Regions from separate parts of the Mus musculus genome. Here all the other regions are linked to region 3. Evidence: chromatin loops called from intact Hi-C (ENCODE). Cell type or tissue: heart. All regions are shown on one strand. Each heading gives the region's core, and the rest is flanking DNA. Links, peaks and the distances in the headings are about the cores only.

Evidence for each region. Hi-C counts contacts between places; a loop is a spot of excess contacts. Peaks named below come from ENCODE experiments on the same cell type or tissue, not always from the same donor. Only the 100,000 strongest peaks of a DNase experiment are listed, where the experiment ranks them.
Region 1: a loop joins it to region 3, with 3 times the contacts of the local background. A loop is called at or near these places in 19 of 42 quality-filtered maps.
Region 2: it touches region 3 in a loop (4-fold over the local background); 6 of 42 quality-filtered maps call a loop at or near these places.
Region 4: a loop joins it to region 3, with 5 times the contacts of the local background. A loop is called at or near these places in 6 of 42 quality-filtered maps.

What each region holds. Positions count from the first base shown.
Region 1 is chr9:113,439,634-113,445,361 of GRCm38, reverse strand. Gm39438 (a long non-coding RNA gene) reads right to left here and starts at 1,600. Exons shown (of 3, transcript XR_871308.2): 1 at 1,141-1,600. In heart, for the core only: a CTCF peak has its summit at 3,098 (motif pointing right); no DNase peak of the experiment used is centred there; H3K4me3 peaks cover 459 bases; H3K27me3 peaks cover 1,544 bases.
Region 2 is chr9:111,937,030-111,942,757 of GRCm38, reverse strand. No RefSeq gene overlaps it. Among named protein-coding and RNA genes, the nearest start is that of 4930545L08Rik, 21 kb to the right of the region's middle. In heart, for the core only: a CTCF peak has its summit at 2,976; no DNase peak of the experiment used is centred there.
Region 3 is chr9:113,642,573-113,648,300 of GRCm38, reverse strand. It overlaps Gm36745 (a long non-coding RNA gene), which reads left to right and starts at 4,693. Exons shown (of 5, transcript XR_379913.3): 1 at 4,693-4,868. In heart, for the core only: a CTCF peak has its summit at 2,588 (motif pointing right); no DNase peak of the experiment used is centred there.
Region 4 is chr9:113,526,077-113,531,804 of GRCm38, reverse strand. The region is part of intron 1 of AU023762 (expressed sequence AU023762); the gene reads left to right. It also overlaps the pseudogene Gm7183. Among named protein-coding and RNA genes, the nearest start is that of AU023762, 58 kb to the left of the region's middle. In heart, for the core only: a CTCF peak has its summit at 3,021; no DNase peak of the experiment used is centred there.

The DNA of each region.
Region 1 (5,728 bases), core at 577-5,576, 200 kb after region 3:
GTGTCTGCAGAGGTCATAAGAGGGCATTGGATTCCCCTGAATAGACAATTGTGAACAGCCATGTAGGTGCTAGGAGTTGAACTTGGTTCCTTTAGAGGAAAAGCCAGTGTCCTTAAACACTGACCCATCTCTCCAGCCCCCACCCCGACTATTCTTGACTGTTCCTGGTGCCTCAGCAGCGACCTGTGCTCCTGCCCAAGTCCCCTTCTCTGCTCCTGCTAATTCTGCCTTGTACCCCATTCACCCTGAACTCTGCCACCCCACGGGCACCATCAACACCTCCTCCAGGCTCCTGCCCAGCTCCTGTAGCTCGAGTTCCTTGGTGTCATTCTTCATCTTTTGTTTTCTTGGGTTTTGACACACTGCATTCTGAGAGTCAGTTGACTCCTTAAGGAAAGGGCTTGAGACCCAGCACTTGTCCTACAATGAGTTTCTGAATCAGATGCCCACTCTCTTGCTGTCCTCATTCCACAGAGGTGATGTCAGCTCCAGCCTAGAATGCTGCAGTGGCTTACTTTATTGCTATTTCAAAATATTTGTTCATTTGGTGTGTGTGTGTGTGTGTGTGTGTGTGTGTGTGTGTGTGTGTACATGAGTGCCATGGTGTATTTGTGGAGGTCAGAGGACTGTTTATTCGAGTTGATTTTGTCCTTCTACCATGTGGGTCCTGGGGATCAAACTCAAGTCATCAGCCTTGGTGGCAGGTAGCTTTCTTTCCTCACTGATCTACCTTGGTGGTCCTGAATTGGCTTCAATATTTGTCCCGTACTCTGCCTCAAATATGACCAACTCCTGTAGTGGGCGTGTCCTAAATCATGAACCTGACTACATGCTACCATTTAAGGTTTTATGTGCTTTCTTGTGGCTACAGTAGCAGACATAGGATTAGATGCATGTTTACCTGTGGTAAGAGAGAAGTACCAGATAGAGTTAGTACATGAGCTGAGAAGAGCATCCAGCCAGCACAGGGCATTTGGGTCGAGGAGCCTACCCCATGGGTAGTAGGAGCTCATTCCTGAAGGGCAGAGATGTAGATGGGCTTATGCAATGGTACCCGGAGGGTTACAAACCAGGAGACAAAACAAAACAAAACTCTCTGATTAGTCATTGGCTGAGTGTGTTCCCTGGGGTGCTAATTACCTGCCACCATGGTCTTTCTGTATAGAAGGCCAAGCCTGTGTCAGTGGTCAGAGGGCTCCTTCAGGCAGGAGCAGCAGACACGCATTGGAAACTTTCTGCGAGCAGTGGGCAGGAAGGGGTGAGCTGTGGTAGCATCTCCCACAGCCTGCCCTCCCATCTCCATGCGATTCACAGGCTCTCAACCCTACAGCTCCATCCCTTCACTGCCTGTATCCGTGCAGATGCTTCAGCAGCTCCTTCCAGCCTGTGTGCTCCGGTTCACAGCAATCTGCTGTCCATCACCACATGGTTACCCTCAGTGCACCTTCAGACGGGGTGCTTTGGTCCACACCCACACACCAGTCACAGCACTGCCTCCACGACAGCGGGGTCGGATGGCCTTCATCCTGCATCTCTCAGAGCTCTTCCTTCTCGCCAGACACAGGCTGTGTGGCACTCCTGGGTTTAGGATTGACCCTATCCAGTTTTCTCCGAGGCCCTAGAGATGAGCACATGGTTTGGCATCCTAAACAAATGCTCCAGACTGAACCGGGCATCTATGGCTCATCGTTTAGCATGCAGTTGGGACTCATTATCTGTGTCCCGAGTTGAACCCACCCTTGTCTTGCTTGGCTGCCTCTTTTTAGAATAAGCAATACCAAAAAGGAGACAAAACCAGAATCTTACCTCTCCCTAGGGATAAGCTTGTTATTTTTTGTCAACCCTGTGAGATTAGAGCTGGAGGTGGTGACCAAGGGGGATCCGGAAGCCAGAGAAGACAGGAGGTCATCGGGATACACACGTGTGCACACACCGTACATGTGAATAGGCAGAGCTGTAGCAAAAATGAAAAGAGAGGAAACTTAACAGACTGGGAGAGGCTGAGCCCAGAAGATGGACTGTCAGGGATGAATAGAGGTAAGAAGAAAAGACAGGAAGAGGGAAGATTGGAAAGATAGGGCCAAGAGGAGGAGAAAATATGGCCAAACCATATCCTACTTGGGAAAATATAGCACAAAAGCCCTGGAGAGAGACTCTCTGTCACAGGGTATGAGACAGAGACTGGAATCCTAGCTATGGATCTTAATCTCTTCTCCTATGGCTGACTCAGTGGCAAAGATGAGGATAGTGGGGTGTTGGGTGAGGGGGACACGGTGAGCCCCTCACTCATCACCATGACTATGGTCTGAGTACTTGTAGTGGTGTGAGATGTTTGCAGAGCCCTTTCTGTATCCTTTTACAGGATAAAATCTCCGAGGTTAGGGCAGAGTGCTGTGATGACCCCCCCTGGGCCCCCGTGTGCGTGCCTCTGGCCTTGTGAGGTTAGATTTGCAGTACCTCATGAAAGAATAATGAGCCATATCAATGTTTAAAGCCGCCTAATGCTCCTTTCAGTTCAGCTGTCTAGAAGTTTGCAAAGCAGGGGCCATGGTTCCCAGGAGAAGGCCAGGAGACATGACCGAAGGGCCATAGGCAGCCAATGTGGCCATCAGAGCCTTAGGTGGGTCTGTGGTGGGAGGATCCCAGCCAGCGAGGGGAACGATCAAGGTCAGTGAACAGCATTCTGCAGGAATTACCTTCTTCTTGAATGTCTAGATAGACCAGACTCAGGAGCCTAGGAAGACTGTCCTTTGTGCATGTATGGGTGTGCATGCATATGTTTGCGTGCACGTGTGTACACATGCATGTGGGAATCAGAGGACAGTCTCAAGTATGGCTTTTCAGGTGTTTTCAGGTGGGTTCTCTGGACCTAACTCAGATCCTGACTAAGCTATCTTTCTCCAGCCTTAGAAATAATTTCTGAATAAGTCCTCAGAATAAATCCTATATCACAAATAACATCTTCCTCCATACATTTCTTTCCCCATATTCCAGTTATTAAACTGCATTGTGCCCCAGCCCCAAGCTCCGGTTCTTGCATTCTTCTGCCCAGAGATGCTGGGGTTGATGTATTCTGTCAGCTGGTTCCTTGTGACGCCTGCCAGTAGGGGGCGCAATAAGAAGGCGTTTCAGATGCTCCGACCCGCAGCTCCCTCTTCAGTGCCTGATGGGTCCACGCACGGGTTAGGATTTTTGCAGCAGCACTCTCACGGCCCACCTCGCTGGGACGAGTTTACTTGGAGGTATCACCACCCAGTCAGCTGCCGCCTTCATTATCTAGATCCTGTTCTGAGGAGTTCTTCTTCAGACTTAAAACGAAAGTTTTATTTATGTATACGCGCGTTTGTCTGTGAGAATAGAGGCCACACGAGGATGCCTGCGGAGGTCAGAGAGGGAGTCAGATCCCCTAGGGCTGAGGTTATGAGCATTTGGGAGCTTTCTGACATGCATGCTAGGAACTGTTCCCAGGTCCCCTGGAAGAGTCGCGTGTGCTTCTAACCACAGAGCCATCTCTTCAGCCCCTCATCTTTACACTTCTGAGATTTATTAATTCAAGCGTTTTTTTTTTTTTTTTTTGTTTTTTTTTTTTTTTTTTTTTTTTAGTATTTCCATAATTTTAGGGATGCACTGGGTGACTAGGCTAGTCTTGGTTTTCCTGGGACTTTTTGAGTTTCTAATACCGACATTCAGGTGTTCTGAAATTCAGCACATCTCCACAAATAAGGAAGGTTGGTCATTTCAGGCTGAGAGCTGCCTCCCCCAGCTGCTCCCTCAGGCACCTTGTTAACGATTTTATATCATGATAACAATGATAAATTAGGATGAATTTTGCCTGTCAAAGCTGTCGCTATGATTTCTATTTCCTGACTTGAACTTCTGTAGCCTCATCTCTAACTCTTAGGAACTTTGTTAAGCCAGACAGCATCTTCTAATTAAGGGCACACTCTAAGGTGCTCAGTGAGGGGAGCGCCTGTGGATTTTTGCTGCTGCTGTGGTCACTATTGTTACAGTACAGCTTAGTGTGGAAAGAAAACCCTGAGAGTGCTGGAGGTGGCTTGCATTATGCCCCTGGGGGTCCTTCCCAAGCACTGTGGGGGTGCATACCTGTAATGCCAGCACTTGAGAGATGGAGGTGGGAAGATCGGAAGTTCAAAGCCATCCTTAGTGACATAGTGAGTTCAAAGACAGCCTTACATACAGGAGACCCTGCCTCAAAAGAGCAGCAAACAATCTCACCTGTGTGCAGCTTGTCCACACATATCCCAGCATCCACCTCCCTCCTCCCAGCTGTGCTCTCTGGCTGCTGTCCAAGGCAAGCACCATCATCTCTGCACAGGAGAGAGTGACTCAAGTCACCCAGGCAGTCACAGATGTCTCGAGTTTCAAACTCACTATAAAAAAAGTTTCAGGGACTGGGAAGATAAAGCAGATAGAGCACTGGTCTCACAAACAGGAGGACCAGAATTCTGGCCTGTAGTGTCCACATAAAAAGCCAGTATGGTGGTCTGCTTGGAATTCCAGGCAGGGACATGGATCTCTCAGGTGAGCTGGGTAGCTAGACTAACCAAATCAATGAGCTCCACATTCAGCAAGAGACCCGGTGCAAAAACAAAATGGGGAACAGTTGAGGAAGACAACTGTCGTCAACCTCTGACCTGCACATAGATGCACGCACACACACATGCAGAACACATACATATATACACACATGCACCACAATACACACACATACACAAATACACACATAAACACATACATACACACACACGAGTTTCCTCACATGCTTTGGGTTTTTCTTGCATGGGGTTCAATGCCTGGCAAGCACTGGCTCTATTTAATTTCTCACACCAACTGCCTCTAACCTCTATGCCCATGCCTTTGGACTTTGCCTAGCTCTGTGGGCGAAATGCACCACGGAGACACGTAAACTAGGGGAATGAGGCTGAGACTCCTGACTTCAGCTGCATATGGCCCCAACCCTGGCACAGCTCACAATCTTCAGTGGATTTGCATTTTAACTAAAAGCTTTCTAGAACCTTGGCCTCAGACCTGGTCTGCTTAAAAGGCATTTCCCATAACACTCAATTTTATTAATACCATAAAACACTCTGCGCTAAATCACTGGATCATTTCGTATGCAGGAAACACCCTGTCTGGCCGGCTGTCTTTGGATAGTGATGGAAGTGTTCCTGTAAAGGATGGAGCTAGGTAGCACTGGAGAGGGTTCGCCTAGAAGACGGAGACTGTGGATGTTCTGAGGATATCTGGGGCTGTCTGCCCACCACCCAGCACAAAAGCCAGGAGTGGTCTGGTCTGGTGGTGTCCTGGCTCCCAGACAGCTTATAGTACAATTAATGTGGAAACTAAGGAATTTGTTGGAGTAGCAATATGAAGCTTTAAGTAGCAGCAATGACTTGGAGTTATTAGGGTAGAAAGCTGCTAAAAGTGTGGAGCTTGAGGAAACTACCTGTCTCTGTCTCTGTCTCTCTCTCTCTCACTCTGTGTGTGTGTGTGTGTGTGTGTGTGTGTGTGTGTGTATGAGACAGCTCATGTGTGTGCAGACTAGAGCACAACTTTGGGGGCCAGCCTCCATAAGTGATTTTTTTTCTGGACCTGTCTGGCTTAGCCAGGAGAGTCCTCTGTTCTGCATGGCGTTGGCTAGGCCTACCCACACCCATGGGTCTTCTCGTTCAGTTGAGAGCTCAGTTGGTGCTAGAGAATTCAAGAC
Region 2 (5,728 bases), core at 362-5,361, 1.7 Mb after region 3:
TCAAGAAAGAAGTCTTGCCACCTTGGAGCCTGGCCCACTAGGGAACAGCTTGCCAATGTCCCATGGCTCTAAAACCTCTGCACTTGTTATGGCTGTGCCCATGTCAACAATACACACTCAGTGGGGACTTCCCTCACTTGAGGATCCTATGATCCCTACAGAGAATCCTCTTCCTTAGCTGGTTTGCCTGCCCCAGAGCTGTTTCATGCCTCTGTCCTCAGTGCTGACTCTGAGCCTCTGTGTCAGGGATCATGAGGTAAGGAGCTGTGTGGAACAGCATTACCCACTTCTGGGCTTCACCACAGCCTGTGCTCTGAGACCACACCTAGACTAATTCCAGGTTTTAGTTTATCATCGTGACAACCGCTTCATCTTTTCAAACCCCCATTATCCTCATCTATGAAGAGGCTACGTGATTTTTGTGCTTGAGGGGAAACTGAGGTACTTTGTACTTTGGGTAAGAGGCTCTTTAGAAGATGTGTTAACACTGGACAGACAGATAGTATTACAGCAGTGCCTCTGAAGAAAATTCAGCCCTAGAATCATTCCCTCTCTCTCTCTCTCTCTCTCTCTCTCTCTCTCTCTCTCTCTCTCTGTGTGTGTGTGTGTGTGTGTGTGTGTGTGTGTGTGTGTAGGAAGTGAAGAGTAGGGGTACCTCTAGATGAAGCACACCCATTATACAGATGAAGGAACTGACACTGGTGTGTCAGTGATGTCCCCAGAGTGACACCCTGAGCTCTCTAAACTTCCCTGGGGAAGTAAGAGAGGAGTCTGCTGTTTTTAAGGGGTCTTGTCACCTAGAGGGTTTGTTGGCTGAGAATAGAGAAGAATAACAGAAGAAAGAAGAATACAGAAGAAAGAGGTTGCTACCATGGGCATGGTTGGAGCAGCAGTCTGGGATGGAACCTAGTCAAAGCCACAGCATCTTTCTCTGAGGACTGTTGTGTGGGTTAAGTGAGACAACCTTGTGCCCACTGGCTCATCCCACTGACATACCCTGGGGTGTGTTCAGGTATGCATAAACTATTTCATGAATTAATAATTCACGAGTATTACCTGAATGAGTCTTGGGATTTTCCTCCGAGCTCTAAAACTATCTGTAACTGGGACCCAATCTCGCAAAGAGGCTGAGAAGCTCACTCAACCTCTGCAGCTATTACGTGATAAAAATGATTGAAGCCAGTTGCCAACATAAAAGTGCCTATGTGTGGTTATTAATAATATTGAGCGGGACCCATTACAGAGAACCTGCAGCTTTTATGCTTCCATAATTTCAGCCATGCCATCATCCTCTGCAGAAAGAAGAATCGTCCCCTAACACAAATTCTCCCAGCTCTCTATTTTCCAATAAAGAGAATCCTGCCGATGATGAAAACAGTGACGGGCCTTTTCAAAGGCCCCACTCAAGATGCTGGGGGAGAACAGAACGAGCACCATTTACCTTGTCTGCTACAAATCATCACACACTTGACTGTTTCCAAGTTGAAGGCAGGATGTTTCATTAACAGAGACAGGAAGGGAGGTGAAGCTCTGTCAATTAAGGGCGGTTTCTGAAAAGGCTCTTTTTATTGTTATTATTTTTTTAATCTTAAAAGAAAACAGCAGGAGGAAAATAAACAACCGAAACATCTAAAAGGATGTCACTTATGCCCCTGGCCATGGCATTGACTGCTGTGTCTTATAAATAGAGAGCATTCTCAGAGAAAGTCTTCCACTCCAGAAACTCTTTCTTTCCTATCAGTTAGAGCCATGCTTCTTGTAATGTATCTTCCACAGGAAATGGTTATGGGCAGCTCTGGACCACTGCTTGTAGAAGTTTTGTGTTAAAATGTAATGTGACAGGCTCACAGCAATGACGCCCCTTGTGGCATCTGTTAATCAGAAACCAGCCCCCTAACACTGCCTGTGGTGATCGAAAAAAAATACTGAGATAAATACTAGTATATTTAGCACAGTGACAAACAATGTCAGTGTTTGGTTTGAAAGAAAAAGACGAAGAAGGGAAAATAACCACCCTTAAGAGTTACAGAGTTCCCCCCCCCCCTTGGCCATGAAGCAACCTGAGGAATTGAGAGTCCTTCACTAAAAACCTTAGTTAAATGTTTAAAACAGGAGCAGGGAAAGTCAAAGCATCCCTGTTTTATGAAGCCAGGGCTGGAGTTGATTCTACCCTAGAAGCTTTCGTTCTTTGACATATTAGTGGTTTACAGGATACTGTGAAGAGGGAAGGAGCGAGAGGCTTCATATGGGATGTCTTTTCCCAAGAGCATAGCCACTGAGCCACCACGTATAGAACTTCCTATAACATGCGATTCTTACATCCTCCAGACTGTTTCCTGAGAATGCCCAGAATTCAATACTCAAGGACCACTTGAAAGGCTTCCAGACGACTTAAGGTAACCGTGTCCCACCCTGAACCTGTGTCCAACAACCACAATTCTTGGTGATCCAGAGTGGCTTCTCTCTCACAACAGATAGATGCAGGATTACAATCATTGGCAATATCTGGGGCTTCAGGCATTGATCACATCCCCTGGAAAATGAGTAGGGAGAAGAAACTGACTGGACAAACGAAAAGATAAGCTACATTATCAACTCCCAGGTGCATTTCTGTCCTCCCAATCCTAATGCAAACCAGGCAATACACAGATCATCTTCTGGGAGAGGTGGAAGCAAGAAAGGGGTCTGGAAACAATTCAGAGCTCAGCAGCACTAATGCCTCTCGCTACAGCCTTGCTCAGGGCTGCTATGGGAAGGCTGGGTGTTACCACTCTCAGGATGTTGTGGGAACATCTCCATGGAGTCTCTTGCAATTACATCAGCCAGATAATACTGACCCTGTTTAACCCACGGAAGAGCTATGCAAGGTACAAGTAACAGCACATGCATACTTCACTTGGGAACTGCTTCTGGGAGCCAGAAAAGGGTCTAAGTTTTAGCAAGCAGAACAAAGAGGCAACATGGGCTCCTATCGCCCCCTATTGTTAGAAGCCTGTAAATCTGGGACATCGTGCATCCACCCAGAGTCAGCATCAGGTCCTGACTTCTCCTTTGGCTTTTGACTGCTGTCATCCCCTACTCACAACTGTTCTTGTTATTTTCACCCATACAGCTGATGGACTGGCCCACTGTCATTCTTTTGTTCTTTTAGACGAATGCATCGTGTTGTATGAGGTGTGGAGAAATGACTGAGCAGATAGCATAGCGGCCTGCTGTGGAGAGCCCTGCCAACTATCACAGTGGTCCAACCTGGGCATCTTGTGTCTCCCTGACAACAACCTGTATGGTCCAGCCTTCACTCCCAGCACTACAGCCCAGTGAGGAAGACACTGAAACCTGATCTAGGTGGAGACTCATGCCCATTCATACTGACTCACAAACACAATGCCCATTAAAAAAGAGACTGGGCTCCCATGCGACCCCAGCATATATCCTAGAAACAGAGTACAGAGCCCTCTTTATTCTTCTGCTCCTCTGTCCTCTGCCTGGCTCACAACAAGAAGTTAGCTGAAGCCTTTAAACTTAAATTACTCTCTAGTGTTATTGGTGGGAGGCTGTGGTGTTTATCAGTGTTATCTTGTATTGGCAGGATCCAGACACTGAAATGGTGGCTTTAGTTGCTGTTACAAGACAGCCCCATGCTCCTCATGGGGCAGAATTATGGAGTCTCTCTGGGTAAGGTCCTGTATGGTATGGGTTGTCTCATTAGATGAAATGACAGCCTAGTACCTCAGCCATGGGTAGGTGCGTGCTGAGTATGCTCCTGCCTCAGATTTGGATGGGTTTCTAACGCTTGTTTAAAGTGATACTGGTAAATTGTTTAGGTTTATATAGGATGCATCTTGTCTGTGACCATAGACTCAAGGGAAAACATACTTTCTTCATCCTAGGAAGCTCTTACAGATCCTCTTCTGAAGATACTTCTGTTCCTATCTGGGGGAGTTGATGGCTTTGCTCAGCATACTCCCTGTGTGGTCACCTTGTGCATACAGTCCTCCGTGTCCTGTAGCTCTGCCAGACTCATATGTTAAAGCCCTTTCCTTGTCTTTTTCTCCGTGGTGCTCACTAAGACTCATCAGTGAGAGGACCTTGCAGGAGAAGTGGAGAGTCTGAGTCAGCTCCCTGGACGGTTGTGGTCAGCTGAGAACACCCAGTAAGAATGCCTACAAGGCTCTGAGAAGCAGCCTGAGGAATCCTTGTATCATCACAGACAAGTACATATTTAGTAATACAAATATTTTGCTCATAATCTTTTAAACTTAGGGTTTTTCTTAATGTGTCTGGGTGCTTTGCCGACATTACCAGTTCACAGTCTGTGGGTCATGACCCCTTTGGTGGGTCACCTATCAGATATCCTTTATATGACATATTTATATAATGATTCATGAAGTAACAACAAAATAATTTTATGGTGGGGGGGTCATCACAACATGGGGAGCTGTATTAAAGGGTCACAGCACTAGGAAGGCTGAGAACCACTGGTCTAAATGCATCATGTAAGTACATTGCCCTCAGAGGCCAGTAGAAAGTAATGAATCCTCTGGAATGGGAGTCACAGATGGTTGTAAGACTCTCTGTGGGTGCTGGGAATCGAACACAGGTCCTCTCTGAGAGCAGCACATGTTCTTAACCACTGAGTCATCTCTCCAGCCCTTTGATCATTATTTATAGGCACTGTAGAATCCACACTGTTGATGCCAATCTGTCTAAACCTCACATTAGTCACATTTAATTCTGCCTAGAACAGCAGGTCATTAGGTATTTCTCCACTAGGTCTAAATTCCTCTATGGTTTGTCCCTGCGTGTTATTTTGACATCTTTAATATCAGTGTGCTCATGGTCTTCTGACACATTGCATTTCTACACAGGCACACATGGGGAAGCACACCCATGTGTCAGTCCAGGGGACCCTTCTGGAAACCTCTCTTTCAGGTCTGTGTTCACGTGCCACTGACACCTGTGGCACACCCATTAATGCACACTTTCTTGGGGGATATCATCAAGAGGAACATAGAGATGATCTGAGTACCGGCAACAAAATATCCAATTCCAGTAGACACCCAGTCACTTCCTAACCAAACCCAGTGACTTACCAGGGCTATAGGTGGCTCAGTGGCTAAAAGCAAGTACTGCTCTTGTAGAAGACCCAGGTTTAGCTCCTGTGTGATTTAAGCTCGAGTAGATCAAATAACACCCTCTCTGACCTTCACAGGCACACACACACACACACACACAACCACACATACAGAGGAGGGGGAGGAAGAGGGGAAGGGGGAGGGGGAGGATTAGGGCTAGGGGGAGGGGGAGGGGTGAGGGGGAGGGAGAGGGAGAGGAATTATTTTCTTCTTTCTTATCCAGGGTAGTACAGTCTTGCCGCTGTGGCTAATTACTCTCATTTGGGGATAGCCTGTTCTTTGAGGTTGTGCTCCTCCTGGGATCTTATCTTTATGCCTTCAGCACTGAAGGGGGATGAGACAGACTAGGTAGACACCCACTCCACGGCGATGCACATGCCTGTACAGAGTTAAGATGGAGACTGAGAAAGTTATGGAGGCAGGCACACAATGAAGGCAGAGGAGCCAGTCTTTCACCTCTATGTTACTCTGCTGGTAATTTTATGTCAACTTGACATAAACAAATGTCATCCGAGAGGAGGGAACCTCAATTAAGAAAAGGCCTTCATAAGATCAGAGGCAGGAAAACCTGTGAGGCATTTCTTAATTAGGAT
Region 3 (5,728 bases), core at 470-5,469:
GTTATGTCTTGAGACTTCATTTAAAAAATTACTGTTATTTATGTGTATGTACATGTGTGTGTGTGTGTGTGTTCCCAAGGAGGCCAGGGTGGCATTGGCTCCCTGAAGTTGGAATTCCAAGCAGTAGTGAGTTGCTTGATGTGGGTGCTGGGAATCGAACTTGGGTCCTCTGCAAGAGCAATATGTGCTCTTAGCCAGGGACTCATTTTTTCCAGCTCCTTCATTCGTGTGTATGTGTGTGTGTGTGTGTGTGTGTGTGTGTGTGTGTGTGTGTGTGTGTATGTGTGTGTATGTGTGTATATGTGTGTGTATGTGTGTATATGTGTGTGTGTATGTGTGTAGGTATGTGTGTATGTGTATGTGTGTGTATGTGTGTGTTTGTGTGTATGTGTGTAGGTGTGTGTGTGTATGTGTGTGTGTGTATGTGTGTGTGTGTATGTGTGTGTTTGTGTGTATGTGTGTGTGTGTATGTGTATGTGTGTGTATGTGTGTGTGTATGTGTGTGTTTGTGTGTAGGTGTGTAGGTGTGTGTGTATGTGTGTGTGTATGTGTGTAGGTATGTGTGTATGTGTGTGTATGTGTGTATGTGTGTGTATGTGTATGTGTGTGTATGTGTGTGTGTGTGTGTGTGTGTGTGTGTGTTGTTGTTGTGTGGCTGCTGAGGAGCTGGTTGTGTGGCTGCTGAGGAGCTGAGCTGGGTCTGGGAAGCTTCCAGCTTCTACGGTGCTTCTGCCGCTGCTGCTGCACTAGCAGGTAGCCTGAACTCTGGGATTTCAGCAAGCTTTGAGCATGCTATTCCAGGTCGGTTAAGTATTTAGCTCAACAGCCACGCTGGAGGTCTCCTCTCACTTTGCCTCACTTTGTTGGAATAGAAGAATCGTGACCCAGAGAAGATAGCGTCTGGGATATGGTGGAACTGGGCTTTCAATATGATCGAATGTTAAAGTTTCTAAAATTTCTCTTTCTTTGGAGTTTATTTATAGGTGCTTTTGTTCCGTCTGTCTACCCATCCGTCTGTTTGTCAGTTGGTCCATCCACCCACCCACCCATCCATGTTTTCCCCTACTTAGCCATTCAGAATTATATGTTTGAGCCTGTGGATGTGGATCAGTTGGTAGAATGCTGGCCTAGTATCCAGAAGCTCTGGGCTAGGTACCCAGCAGCACACAAAGCTGGTGCCTATAATCCCAAACTTGGGAGGTGGAGGAAGGGGGATGAGAAGTGCAAGGTCATCCAAGGTCATCCTTTGGCTAAATAGCAGGTTTGAGATCATCCTGGACTGTTTCTTTGGAGACAAGGCTGGCCTCTAGACCAGGCTGGCCTCAAACTTCTCCCTCTCCCTCTCCCTCTCCCTCTCCCTCTCCCTCTCCCTCTCCCTCTCCCTCTCCCTCTCCCTCTCCCTCTCCCTCTCCCTCTCCCTCTCCCTCTCCCTCTCCCTCTCCCTCTCCCTCTCCCTCTCCCTCTCCCTCTCCCTCTCCCTCTCCCTCTCTCTCTCTCTCTCTCTCTCTCTCTCTCTCTCTCTCTCTTTTATCTTGCCAGTCATAGTGGTATACATCTTTAATCCCAGCACTTGCGAGGGAAAGCAAGACAATCTCTGTGAGTTTGAGGTCAGCTGGTCTGCACAGTGAGTTTCAGGACAGCAAGAACTACACAGAGAAACCCTGTCTCAAAACACCAACAACAAAAATGGGGGGGGAGGGAGAGAGAGAGAGAGAGAGTATATAAAAACTAACTAAATTAAATTGCAAGGTGACAGACTTATATTCTAGGTTCTAGGGATATTGCTGCTGCCGCCTGGTATTTGCATTTTGAGTGAGAGTGAGGTTGAAGGAGAAAGCGTGAAGTGAATGCTGTATTAAAATGTATGAGGCAAATATGATAACCATTACACTGTGGAAACCTCTCCCCATGTGGAGCAGTCATGGGTGCGAGCAGGAGCTGGCCTCTATGTCTAAGAGTCAAAGATAAGATCTGGGAGGAGGGCTGGCATAGTAGTATTGGAACATTCTTAGAGGTGTCATGTTTTCTGTAAGGTGAAATGCCCACAGCTGAAAGGACAGGGTTTGTGGCCATCCAGGGTGGTACCTGCACCACTGTGGTTGACTGTGTGAAGATCCAGACAGTGATCACTAAGATGGTTTCTCATCACCCCAGAAGATGTGCTTCGGAGATGGAAGCAAACCACATTCAAAGTGTTTCTCAGTTAATAGGCTTAGTTCATAGTCACTTCCTGCATCAGGCCATATTCAATGGCAGAAGTACTTACTACTACTCCTAGTGTGTCTGAGCACGTGTGCTGAGGCTCACGACTGGAGGTCAGAGGGCACCATGTGGAGTTGTTTCTATCCTTCCACCTTTATGTGGGACCCAGTGATTGAACTCAGGTCAGGCTTGTACCGAAAGCATCCCCAGTCCCCGACCCTTGCCACTGGGACAGATGTATTTCTGCTGTGCAAACCTTCAGCCTGCCGCTTCAGCAAAACTGATACTGATGTTTGGGTCTAGGGAAAGGGGGAGATGGTGGCCGCAGCTGACAGAATTCAATAGTCTATTGGGTATGGAATAAGAATGGCAACCCCATAGGTGACCACAAGATGGCGACATCTCACAATTTATGTTTCAAGACCTCGCAGCAGGGATTTTTCTTCTGGCCTCTTAGCCTTGTTCTAAAATTGGTTCAAGTTTTCTTTTGAGTTAACAGTGTGATCAGAGCCCTGTGATGAGGCTCTGTGGTGGCTCCCCACCAGGAGCTGAAGAATTCTTGTCTTGTGAATCCAGGAAGGATAGATGAAAGGGTGGGTTCCCCAGGGTTAGGTGAGAACATGAAGGTTAGTGTTCACAGTCCTGTCCTCCCCCCCCCCCCCCCCCCCGTCTGTACCCCCTCCCCCACACTCCCCGTCCCCAGCCACCAACGATGCGCTAGCGCCCTGCACCTGCACACCCACCCCAGACCTTGCAGAGTGTGGAGAAGAAGATACTTAGTTGCTATTTATTTGCTATTCTGCATGAATAGACACATAGCTGGAGGTTTTCTGTTAATACAGCGTCTGTGAGGTGTGTGTGTGTGTGTGTGTGTGTGTGTGTGTGTGTGTGTGTGTGTGTTAGGCGATGGGCTGGAAGGGTTTGAAGGAAGGGTAGGAGAACACTCTAAATGGACGTAGGCTGTGATCTTGCACTAAAAACCTGAGGACCCGGCCAGGTTTTCTGCTTGGTTTTACTGTTTGCCCCTAGGGCTAATTTTAATGGGAACAATTTCACGTCGTCCCTTGTCCTTTGGCCACATCAGCACTTAGGTCACTGTCTTTATTGCAGGGACAGAGGAGAGGTCTCAAAGCATCTAATTGCAAAGGGCAGCAGCCACTTCTACAAGTCAGCATCATTTGTTCAATGCTCTGCAAACCCTGCTTGGCCCAAAGTAGGTCAGGCTGGAGGAAAGCAGTTGGGTGTGTGTGTGTATGAAGCATCGGTTCAGAGGGCTCCGAAGTGAACATTCCTCAGTCGCCTGGTGCCTTGGCCCCAAGGTCTTTTGGGTGCCTGCTCTCACCCTTATATCAAATATGAGCCATCTTTCCTTCCTTCCTTCCTTCCTTCCTTCCTTCCTTCCTTCCTTCCTTTCTTCCTTCCTTCCTTCCTTCCTTCCTTCCTCCCTCCCTCCCTCCCTCCCTCCCTCCCTCCCTCCCTGCCTTCTTCCTTCCTTTCTTTCTTTCTTTCTTTCTTTCTTTCTTTCTTTCTTTCTTTCTTTCTTTCTTTCTTTCATTTGTTCACAAAGCTATTGAAAGCTGTCCTCTCCAGACTCCATCCCAGATTCTGGAGCCCAGGAGAGGGAGAGGACCTCTCAGAATGCTTGGGACATTCTGGGGAACTTGTGAGTCCTCCGAGACATGCCAGCCGGGTGCTAACTTACTCTCTTTTCTCACATACAGAACAGGAATTATTTTGTTCCTAGCAATATTACCAGCCTCACAGGATGACGGTGGGAGAGCATCAAACAGTCTGTGTATACAGCATGCATGGTCAGCATGGGGCCTGGCTGTGGGAGGCAGCTTGTCCTTTGAGCAGGTGCTCAAGGTGGATTTTTGTAGCCAAGGGTGTGAGCTTTTACTATACCCTGCTTCACCAGATGGCACTGGTGTCCTAAACCCAGTGAACCTAACAGACACCCTTCCCTAAGGTGCCCAAGACTGAGTTTGTGAGCTGACAGCATGATGAATTGTTTAAGGGCACAGGCCCTCGAGCTGCCCCGTCCATGGTAAATCCCAGTCGGACAATTACTGACTGCAGGCTTTAAGCCAATTACTTAGGGTCTCAGCGTTTCAGTTTCTAACCTGTAAAATAACAGCAGCTTTCTGAATACAGCAGTTACGAGCACTTAGGCCCTGGAGGGCTGCAGCTGCTTCAACGCTCTGCTGTGGTCATCGCTCCTGTTGTTCCAGCTAACTTGCTAATGGTGCTCCGGCAATAAATTTAACGGCGATTGGACAGTGTGGACCTGTGATCTCACATCTCTGGATGCCGTTTCCTGAACACTAGGCAGGTGGAAAGAGAGCAGGCGGGAGAGGGGGCGGTTACAGGCGGGAGAGCAGGGGTGGGTAGTGGCGGGACTATAACGGTAGGGTTGTGGTGAGGATGAAGGCAAGGTGGTGAGGAACTGGTGGTACCGTTGCTGGGGTGAAGTGTACAGACAGATGAGGTGTTGGTCGTGTGGCGGGGGGTGGGGATGGGGTGGGATCACTTCACTCACAGTCTCAGAGGGCTCGTGCACGTATGACTCTGGTACAGGGCCGCTGGTGAAGCAGTACTTCTCGAGGGTAGGAACCTGTGGAGGAGGCAGCTCGAATTCCCCGAACCTCCCCAAACAGCACAGCCAGGTAAGGACCAAACACTCAACATGTGAGCCCCCTTTAGGGCACATTTTAAAGTCAGAGCAAAACAGGCGATGGAGGTGGTAGGTGGTCAGCTGGTTTGGTGTGGTCCGTGGGATAACAGTAGGGTGTTGGTGGAGGAGGGATAATGAGGGACTGGTGCTGGCAGGAGGAAGGATGGGATAGCTGTTGCTGGAGCTGTGGGGAGGTAGTGTGGGGTCGGGCACTGGCAGGGTCGGGAGGTAAGACACGCCTTCTCTCAGCTCTGTGACCAGCACCACAGGTCGCCTTCAGGAACTGACATGACTCCAGCCCCTCAGGATGCCAACTGTTTTCTTGGAGGTCCTGGTGTGTTGGCAACTATACCAGTTTCTGATCATTGCCTAATAAATTGCCTCATTCATTTATGGACGTTTTACTAAAGTAATTGATCAAGTAATATATTTTTTATTTTCTGGCTTTGTGTGTGTGTGTGCATGCATATGTGTGCTCATGTGGAGACACAGGGTTAATGTCGGGATTCATCCTGTATCTCACTTCCTTCTTACTCATTGAGGCAGGCCTCTTAATCAAACCCAGAGCTCACCGATATGGCTAGTCTCAGTAGCCAGCTTGCTCTGAGGGTCCCGTCTCTGCCTTCTGAGGGTGGAATTTCAGGCTGACTATCACACCTCTCCTACATTTCTGTGGATTTAGGGGGACCCAAACTCCAGTACTCATGCTCGTATGAAAAGTGCTTTAGCCAGTGGGTCATCTTTGCAGCCCTGTTACATTTATACAATTTAAAAATATTTATTTTATGTGTATGGATATTTTGCCTGGATCTAAGTAGTGCACCATCTATGTTCCTGGTGCCCAGGGGAGGA
Region 4 (5,728 bases), core at 239-5,238, 120 kb after region 3:
GTTTTCTATCTCTGGGATTGTCCCCTTTTGTGATTTCTTTATTGTTTCTATTTCCATTTTTAGATGCTAGATGGTTTTGTTCAATTCCTTCACCTGTTTGGTTGTGATTTCCTAAAATTGTTTAAGAGATTTTTGTGTTTCCTCTTTAAGGGCTTCTACCTGTTTACCTGTGTTCTCCTGTATTTCTTTAAGGGAGTTATTTATGTCCTTCTTAAAGTCCTCTATCATCATGATAAGATGTGCTTTTAAATCCAAATCTTGCTTTTCTGGTGTGTTAGGGTATCCAGGGCTTGGTGTGGTGAGAGAAATGGGTTCTGATGTTGTCAAGTAGCATTGGTTTCTTTTTTTCTTTCTTTTTTTCCTTTTGGGTGCAGTGAACTTTATTGATGGTATTCAAGAGAGTAAGGAGGGGTCCCCTAGGCCCCTCCTGTTATTATGGGGGTCTGGGGTGGAAATTGTGAGGGAGATGCTCAGTGTTGGGGGCCAAGTTGGTATAGGAACTCCTCAGCAACTGAGGGCCTCTCTTTTGCTCTCAGTGTCCTTGCTGGGGTGGGTGGTTCAGGGTTTCTTACTCCTTGGAGGCCATGTAGACCATGAGGTCCACCACCCTGTTGCTGTAGCCGTATTCATTGTCATACCAGGAAATGAGCTTGACAAAGTTGTTATTGAGAGCGATGCCAGCCCTGGCATCAAAGGTGGAAGAGTGGGAGTTGCTGTTGAAGTTGCAGGAGACAACCTGGTCCTCAGTGTAGCCCAGGATGCCATTCAGTGGGCCCTCAGATGCCTGCTTCACCACCTTCTTGATGTCGTCATACTTGGCAGGTTTCTCCAGGCTGCACGTCAGATCCAGGATGGACACATTGAGGGTAGGAACATGGAAGGCCATGCCAGTATGCTTCCTGTTCAGCTCTGGGATGACCTTGCCTATAGCCTTGGCAGCACCAGTGGATGCAGGGATGGTGTTCTGGGCAGCCCCACAGCCACCACACCACAGCTTTCCAGAGGGGCCATCCACAGTCTTCTGAGTGGCAGTGATGGCATGAACCGTGGTCATGAGCCCTTTAACGATGCCAAAGTTGTTATGGATGACCTTGGCCAGGGGGGCTAAGCAGTTGGTGGTGCAGGATGCATTGCTGACAATCTTGAGTGAGTTGTCATATTTCTAGTGGTTCACACCCATCACAAACATGGGGGCATCAGCAGAAGGGGTGGAAATGATGACCCTTTTGGCTCCACCCTTCAAGTGGACCCCAGCCTTCTCCATGGTGGTGAAGACGCCAATAGATTCCACAATATACTCAGCACTGGCATCACCCCATTTGATGTTAGTGGGGTCTCACTCCTGGAAGGTGGTGATGGGCTTTCTGTTGATGACAAGTTTCCCATTCTTGGCCTTGACTGTGCTGTTGAATTTGCCGTGGGTGGAGTCATACTGGAACATGTAAACCATGTAGTTCAGGTCAATGAAGGGGTCATTGATGGCAACAATTTCCACTTTGCCATGTGGAGAACAGATGGCAGCCCTGGTGACCAGGCACCCAATACAGCCAAATCCGTTCACACCCACTTTCACCATTTTGTCTACGGGACGAGGCTGGCACTGCACAAGAAGATGCGGCTGTCTCTGGAACAGGGAGGAGCAGAGAGCCGTAGCATTGGTTTCTATTGCATATGTTCTTGCTCTTGTCTCTTGCCATCTGGTTATCTCTAGTGCTACCTGCCCTTCCTGAATCTGACTGGAGCCTGTTCCTCCTGTGATCCTGGTTATGTCAAAACTCCTTGGAGTCTAGCCGTCTCTGTGATCCTGTGATTCTGGGATCCTGTCATTTTGAGATCGTGGGTATGTCAGAGCTCCTGGGAGTCAAGCTGCCTCTGGGATCCTGAAATCCTGGTGTGACCAAGCTCCTGATGTTCTGTTGTGTCAGAGCTCCTGGGAGTCAAGGTTTTGCTGGGTGTTGCAGGGATGGGTGGGGAGCCAGAGCCATGGGTTTGCTCAGGGCACAGGTGCAAGCTGGAAGGAACCTGTGTCTCTGGCTGGGTGGGGATTTACGCTTCCTTGGTTCCTGTGGGGGTTCCAGTTACACTGGATGCTGGGAAAGACTTGTGGCCTCAACTTTGATCCTGAGTGTGTCAGAGCTCCAGTGCTCCTGGGTGTGTCTGATCTCCTGGGAGTAGAGCTTCCTCTGTGATCCTGTGATTCTGTGATACTGGGCATTTCAGAGTACCTGGGAGTCAGGCTCCCTCAGGGTGTTGTAAGAGTGGGTGCAGAGCCAGCACCCCAGGTCTGCTCTGGGTGCAGATTCAGACCAGAAAGAATCCATGCCACTGTCTGGGTGGGGGTTCCTGCATCCCTGGATCCTGGGGGACCCAGGTACTTTGAATATTTGGGCAGATGTTGTGGCCTTTCCCATGATCCTGGGTGTTTCAGAGCACTTGGGAGTCAGGCTTCCTCTGCGTGTTGTAGGAGTGGGTGCAGAGCCAGCACCCAAGTCTGCTCCAGGTGCAGGTTCAAACTGGAAGGAACCCGTGCCACTGGCCAGTTGGGGGTTCCTGTGTCCCTGGATCCCAGGGGTCCCAGTTATTCCCAGTGTTGGGGCATATGTTGTAGCCTCCTCACCTGTGGTCCTGGGCATGTTAGAGCACCTGGGAGTCGAGCTTCTTCTGGGTGTTGTGGGACTCTGTACAGAGCCAGCGCCCAAGGTCTGCTCAGGGCACAGGTTCATACCAGAAGGATAATAATGTAATTATCTTATATGAAGGATATCTTATATGTGATGCACAAAGGGGTTGCAACCCATGGGCTGAGAAATACTGGTCTAGAGGCATCTCTGAGTTTCAGTATTATGAAAAGTAAACCCACAAGAAAGCCTGCGGGGAAGTCCCACTTGCTATTTATAGTAGAATTTTGATAATTTTCCTAGGGAAGTGCTAAGAGAGTTCTAACTGGCACCTTTTGAGCTTTTACTATGTCAGCTGTGTGCTTTGTCCCAGCACATCTTTGCCATGACCTCTAGAGGCAGGGGATGGTACTACACCCATACTCTGTGTTGGAGTCTCAAGAAGACCTGAGGACTGCCCATGGCCCACAGAGGCTCCATTAAAACCCTGGTGACAATGGCATAGTATGTATTCATAATGCACACATTATTCTGGGAGAACTTATTTTCAGGTAGGAAGTTGTGCGGCTATGTGAAGGTCCCAGTTCTGTTATTTCTTGTCTATATGACCTTGGGCAACTTAACTTAGGTTTTTGGAGCTTCTGTATGATAGAGATATCAACACTTGCCCTTCAGGGCTAACATCAAGCCTGACTGAAATTTCCTCATATGCCAAATGTCTGCTATATCTTCACAAAGACTTAGAAATGGCCAATAAACACATGTTCAAGTTCATTTGACATCACTGTTCATTAAAACCATACTAAGATATCACATTGCCCTCCAGTAGAATGGGTAAAAATAGAAAAATTTGACAGATTACAATGCGAAGTGTTTGAATGGAAACAGCTCTTTTGTGCTTCTGGGCAAACAGTCTACATAGGAGTGAAACCTGTCGAGAAATCATGTAGTAGAATCAACTAATGATGGCAAATGTTTGTGTGCCCTGGCTGGCGATTTCCATTCTGAGCATATACTCAAGGGAATGGTGGTTTGTGTTCACCAAAACACAGAATATTCACAGCTTCATTCATAGCCTCAAAAAACCAGACACAGAAATATTCTTCAGAGGAGGAGGAATAGATACGATCTGGTGGAGTAGTGAGGGAGATATCCTTCATCAGCCAGCTAACTATAGATGCATACATGAGTCCCACAGGTAGTCCGCTGAATGAAAGAAGCCAGACAGAGTGCACATTTTTATTCTTTTTTATGGAGTTTCTAGTTCTACTTCAATTGCATGAACTCAAGAGTAGGTCAAACCAACCTTTGTGGAGAGAACTCCATCGTTGTCCCCTGTGGAAGACACAGAAGGAGTTGTTGAGGAGTTGAGGAGTTTCTTGCCTTGATTGGAGTCATGGATGTAGATAGATAAAATACACTAAGCTGTACATGAGAAACATGTGGGCATTATTCTAAGTCACACGATATACATAAAATGTTAAGCTACAATGTATTGGTCATGTGGTAAGTGCTCAACAAACATGAGAATCTTTCTTTGTTTTGTTGTCTGCTAGATAAGAATATACAATGTTGGGGCTGAGAGGATGGCTCAATGATGTGCCTGCCATATAGTCACAGGGTCTGAGTTCAGATTCCAGAATCCAGGTAAAAAGTTGAGCATGGTGTTGCATGCTTGTACAAACTACAGTGTTGGGAACAGGGGCAGAGGCAGGAGGATCGCTGAAGCTAGTTGGCCAGCCTAGATGAATCAATGAGCTCCAGGTTGAATCAAAGTCCTTGTCTCAAAAGATAAGATGGGAAGCAATCAGTGGAGGCACTGGACTTGGACCTCTAGGCCCAACACACATGCATGCACGCATATACACATGTGTATGTACATTGGTGCATCCACCTACATGAACATCACACACACACACACACACACACACACACACACACACACACACACACAAAATGTGACTTATATGGACAAATAGTGATTTTTTCCACCCAGGGACCATAGGGCAGTTTAAGAGGATGAGAAAGCCTCATGCAGAAAGCTGGGTTACCACAGACTGAATCAAATGGCCCCTTGAGATGACAAGGATTCGTTTGTCCGTGTAGTGTGAGTAAGAAAGGTTCTCCACTCCTGTGTGGTTATGGGGAACCTTGTGGGAAGTGGAACATTTCAAACAGTTGATGGTGAGGCAAAGGACAAAGTGTAGAAGTTGAGAGGATTCAGGGAAGAGCTAAAGGAGTCAGTGTAGCTAGGGTTTGCAAGGATGTGAGTGTGTAGAGTTGGAACACATGGGTAGAGCATTCATGGGAGAACTTGGGTTCCAGGAGGAGTGGATTAGCCATGATTCTACTGGAGGAATTTAGGGAGATTTCCAAGTCATGTTCTCAAGCTGGCAGCTGGCGATAGCTGGGGAATGTAAGTGTCAGGATACCTAGGAGCAGAAGCTGCAGTTAGCAGGGCTAGATGAGTTCCGAAGAAAGTACCTGGAGCAAAGGCCAAGTGTGGTTGTCCTGGGACACACTTGGAGGGGACAGGAGTCACACATGTAGGGTCTCACTCCATCTCACACCTTGCTGAGAAAATCCAGTATTTACCACAACTAGGAAGCTGGAGGCTAAGTCTTAGGGTTAAATCCCAAGTGAGATTTTTTTTTTTTTTTGAGGAAGGGATATTAGTCTATTCAGTCTGGAATAGGGATGCCAAGTGTGGTTCTTGCATGAGAAGGGGAGGAAAGCAAGATATAGCACAGAAGGACCTACACATGGATGGCCTCTTAGCTGCAGCCTCCACCCAGCCTCGCCAGGAACTGAGTTGTCACATAAAGTCAAGGGAGAAGGGCAAGTACAAAGTCATATGACCTTCTGTTATTGAGCCACTGGTACAGGTGGCTCCTGGTGGGGGAATGAGGATTGTAATCTGTGGACATGGCAGGCCCTGTGTCCTGGACCATTTTCTGAGAAGGGTCGGTGAAGATCCATTGGCAGCAGCACCTAGAGCCGCAGAGAACAGACATCATAATAAGGAAAGAGGGTCAGGGAGGCTACCAGCACATCCATGACAGTTCTGTCATGGGGACAGGAGACAATAGTCTCTCAGAAGTGGTTCTGTC